2 separate regions of the Homo sapiens genome follow, and region 2 is linked to region 1. Evidence: read pairs that join two places in POLR2A ChIA-PET (ENCODE). Cell type or tissue: Panc1. All regions are shown on one strand.

Region 1 (2,500 bases):
CAGTATAAGAATGTTAGAGACTGAAATATTAAAAAATTAATTACATTTGCTATAGGTAGATGAGTTTTTCAGTGAGTTTGCCCATTTTCAAAAGCAAATCTTCATTGGTTATTTGGAGTGGGTGGGAGGGACAGCTTAAGGGCAGTAGAAAACCACAGTTTTGCTAGTAAATCTGGCCTACATTTCCAAAGGAACTCTTTGGATGATGAGTGAGGTCCATTACCATTTCAGTTGTTTCAGTGAAGCTGAGAGTTGCCGGTGACACGTGATAATCCTCCTCATTCTGTAGTTGAGCAATAGGAAAATGTGGGTAATGCCAGTCTGCATTGACTGGGTCGGCTGTGTAGAGCATTGCCTGAAAAGTAAAAGTTGCAGTCCTGATTGGCTCAAGACTGATATCTTACAGCCTGATGAAGACAACCACGAATTCCAGTGCCATAACTGATGGACTTTTTCTTTTCTCTTAGTTATGACAAGGACCTTCCTTGGAAAGATAACCTGTGTTTAGATGACTGTGATCTTAGCCCTTGTGATCTGCCTGGTGCTTGTGGTAGCTCTGGATGTTCCTGTTTTTCCTGAAGGACCTCATTGATGTCATTTCAGACACTATCCTCACTCAAGAGAATGTGAGGTTTTGCTATGTGTGAAATATCATATAAGACACACTGCTATGTCAGTTTTTAAGCCTCTGGTTTCAGAAGCTCTGGCAGCCCTACTTTTTCTCAGATGCCTGGCAAGCCTGCATGTCTGAATAGCCCTTCTTTCCTGCAGAGGCTGTGAGAAGCTCTGCCGAGCATTTGAGAGTTAACCATTATTTACGGAGCAAGACCTGCGTGAGGCACTGATTGTACTAACTTACAAAAATTGTGTAAGAGATTCTTTTGACATCAAAGGTACTTACGGTCCAGAGGGGAAATCACATACGTGAATTCGGAAGCCCATTCAAGACTGCAAGAGAAAATTCGAAGATAAACAAAACAGTTCATGTTTTGAGTTCTGTTTCTTTAGATTTCTATGTGGGATTGGTGGCTTGAGTGACCAAGTAGCTGGCATCCCAACCATTTATAGACATGTTCTATTTTGAGGTTGAGTTTGTGGTTTGGGGAGGATGTGTAATCATTTTCAACAAATGCTTACTGAGTGTGCAAAGTATTCCTGTGGAAGGCACAGGGAGTACCAAGAAGTATAAAGTTACATTCCCCAGCTTCCAAGGAGCTTCTCATATCTGGGAGGGCAAGGCATGTTTAAGATTTTAAAATCTTAGTAAGATTATAAGTCTTAAGAAAAAAGCATAATCATCCACATTTATTAGAAATATATACTGAACTATTAAACTGTCTAAGAAATGGGGCTTGGGTGGTGAGCATGTGGCCTGGAAAAGAGAAGGATCTTCACTCTTTGCTATATAGACTCTATATAGTATGTAATTTCTATATGGTTTGAAATTTTTGCCAAGTGCAGTTATTACCTCTTTGGAATTTTTATTTTTTTTATCAGTTACAAAAATTATAGAGAACAGACGATTGTATTAATACATATAATATTAACCTTGAATATCTCTATGTGGTAGGATTATGAGTGACTTATCTTTATTATGCGTTCTTATAATTGTCTACATCTTCTTTAATGAATATATATTATTGTATAAGTAGAGAAAGGAAGTATTTGAAAAACAAAACCCAAAACCACCTACAATGATTATTATAACTATATTTTAACATGCTTACTATATTTTGGATATAATATACCAGCTTTCCCTTTTTTACCTCCTTACTCTCACTGCAACTCTAGTAAGGTTGTTTTATTATTATCATTATTACTATTGTTATTAAATAAAAAGGTGAAACAAAGGCATTTGCTTCTTGCTTCTGCCCGTTGTCATTTTTGAGTGAGCTAGACTAGAAGTAAAAGGAATCCAGTTACGAACTTTTCAGCTATACTGTAAAGGATGCCCAGAAAAATTTAAATTATGTTGATTTGGTTACAATTACGCCTGCCAGTGTGGGCTATGATCTTTTGTTTTAAAGCATCCTAAAAATACTTTGCTATACCTTTATATTTAGTTCTGTTGGAGAAAGCAATTAGATTGTCCCATCTCCCATCTCCCCATCTGGTGCAGTAAAGAAAACTCATCTGCTTGGCTTACTTTGTGTTAGAGAGAATTTAAATTTCCAAGTTATTTGTGATTCACATTAAGTAGTTAAATCCCATCCCTCCCAAATTTTGTACTGGGAATCCATACCCACTTTGTAATTATGAACTTAATTACTCTGAACAGTAATAAAGTTCAGATATTTAAAGAAGCCAAAGATTGAAGGAGAGTGGCTGTCATTTCTAAATTAATTTTTTTTCCCCTTATAGCATGTGTTTGATGATCTCAGAGGCTCAGTATCCTTGTCCTGGGTTGGAGATAGCACTGGGGTAAGTCATATTTTGAGTCTGTTATTTCAGCCCAGCAAGAAGATGATAACAGATTTGGGGAAGGGTTAAGCACCTAATA
Region 2 (2,500 bases), 150 kb after region 1:
AATGAGTGTTAATGTCTACCAAAAGACACACATAAGAATGTACATATGTTCTTATCACAAAATATAAGTATTTGAGGTGATGGATATGTTAATTAGCTGCTTTTATTATTCCACATTGTATTCATAAATCATAACATTACATTGTACCCTATAAATATATACAACTATAATCTGTTAATTGCCAATCAAACATTTTTTAAAAAAGAGTCTCTAGAAGCTTATTCATAATGCCCTCAACCGGTAACAACCCAGTTTATCCAAATGTCATGCAGTAAATATGCTAGTAGAATTGATTGGCATATTTACATAATGGAGTATTATATAGCAATGAAAAGAACCAACTACTGCTACATGTTAATAACATGGATGAATCTTACAGACATAATCTTGAAAGAAAGAAGCCATGCCGGGCGCGGTGGCTCATGCCTGTAATCCCAGCATTTTGGGAGGCCAAGGCGGGTGGATCACAAGGTCAGGAGATCAAGACCATCCTGGCTAACATGGTGAAACCCCAGCTCTAATAAAATACAAAAAAAATTAGCCAGGCATGGTGGTGGGTGCCTGTCATCCCAGCTACTCGGGAGGCTGAGGCAGGAGAATGGTGTGAGCCCGGGAGGCGGAGGTTGCAGTGAGCTGAGATCACGCCACTGCACACCAGCCTGGGTGACTGAGCAAGAATCTGTCTCAAAAAAAAAAAAGAAAGAAGCCATATGCAAAAGTATATACTACATAAGTCCATTTATATGTAGTTCAAAATCAGGCAAAGGAATTTATGGTGATGGAGGTAAGAATACTATTATTTTTGGAGGAGGGGCTGACTGGGAGGTGGCATAAGGCAATCTGCTGGTGTGCTGTAAATGTCATATATATATATATATATAGTGTGTATATAAATATATAGTGTATATATATACTGTATATGTACACTATATATATATATATATATATATATATGGAGAGTCTTGCTCTATCGCCCAGGCTGGACTGCAGTGGTGTGATCTCGGCTCACTGCAAGCTCCGCCTCCTGGGTTCATGCCATTCTCCTGCCTCAGCCTCCCAAGTAGCTGGGACTACAGGCGCCCGCCACCACACCCGGCTAATTTTTTGAATTTTTAGTGGAGATGGGGTTTCACCGTGTTAGCCAGGATGGTCTCGATCTCCTGACCTCATGATCCGCCCGCCTCGGCCTCCCAAAGTGCTGGGATTACAGGTGTGAGCCACCACGCCCGGCCTAAATGTCTTATATTTTGATCTAAGTGTTACATTGGTGTATATATTTAGAAAACTCATCAACCTGTACACTAAGATTTGTGTACTTTACTGTATCTATGTCAATAAAAATAAGTTTTTGAAGGGTATATACAGGAATAGTATAAATGCTGTAAGAGATTTGTAAGATAATATAAGGAGAGCACTCAATAAATGAGGTGGCACTACAACAGTAGTTGAGTGCCAAAGAGGGCCGTTGGAAGTGGGAGTGGCACACCCTGATAAGGAGCATTCCAGGAAGAGGCAACAGTCACAGAAGTGTGAAAGAGTCTAGGAGTAGCAATAAGCTAGAGCAAAGAGCGGGAGGCCCTATGTGGGAAGTGGTAGACAGCGAGGCCAGGAAGGCATGGGGGACTTTGTAAATTGTGTTCAGGAATTTGGATTTTTATGCTTTAAGGCTGTACTGTCCAATATAGTAGCTTTTAATACCATGTGACTATGAGCATTTGAAATTTGAAATGAGCACCTGAACAGAGTGGTGCTTTAAGTGTAAAACATACTTTGGAGTTTGAGGACTTGTACCAAAAAAAAAAAAAAAAAAGTAAAATATCTCAGTAGTTTCAGTAATTTTTTTTTTTTTTCAGATGAAGTCTCACCTTGTCCCCCAGGCTGGAGTGCAATGGCACGATCTCAGCTCACTGCAACCTCCGCTTCCCGGGTTCAAGCAATTCTCCTGCCTCGGCCTCCCAAGTAGCTGGGATTACAGGCGCCCGCCACCACGCCTGGCTAATTTTTTTTTTTTTTTTTTTTTTTTGGAGACAGAGTCTCTCTGTGTCACCCAGGCTGGAGTGCAGTGGCATGATCTCAGCTCACTGCAAGCTCTGCCTCCCGGGTTCACGCCATTCTCCTGCCTCAGCCACCCGAGTAGCTGGGACTACAGGCGCCCCCCACCATGCCCGGCTAATTATTTTTGTATTTTTAGTAGAGATGGGGTTTCACCGTGTTAGCCAGGATGGTCTCGATCTCCTGACCTTGTGATCTGCCTGCCTCGGCCTCCCAAAGTGCTGGGATTACAGGAGTGAGTCACCGCACCGGGCTAGTTTCAGTAATTTAAAAATACTGATTATGTGTTGAAAATATAATTTCGGGGCTGGGCGTGGTGGTTCACACCTGTAATCCCAGCAGTGTGGGAGGTCGAAGTGGGAGGATCACTTGAGTCCAGGAATTCGAGACCAGCCTGGGCAACAAAGTGAGACTCTGTCTCTACAAAAAATTAAAAATTAGCTGGGCA

The links. ChIA-PET counts read pairs that join two places held together with the same protein. Peaks named below come from ENCODE experiments on the same cell type or tissue, not always from the same donor. Only the 100,000 strongest peaks of a DNase experiment are listed, where the experiment ranks them.
Region 2: POLR2A ChIA-PET joins it to region 1 with 23 read pairs; 2 of 35 experiments call an interaction of 5 or more read pairs at or near these places.

Annotation. Positions count from the first base shown.
Region 1 is chr1:109,369,451-109,371,950 of GRCh38, reverse strand. It overlaps SORT1 (sortilin 1), which reads left to right. Exons shown (of 20, transcript NM_002959.7): 2 at 2,362-2,421. Among named protein-coding and RNA genes, the nearest start is that of SORT1, 27 kb to the left of the region's middle. In Panc1, no CTCF peak of the experiment used is centred here; no DNase peak of the experiment used is centred here.
Region 2 is chr1:109,217,717-109,220,216 of GRCh38, reverse strand. The region is part of intron 1 of SARS1 (seryl-tRNA synthetase 1); the gene reads right to left. Among named protein-coding and RNA genes, the nearest start is that of SARS1, 5.0 kb to the right of the region's middle. In Panc1, no CTCF peak of the experiment used is centred here; no DNase peak of the experiment used is centred here; H3K27ac peaks cover 253 bases.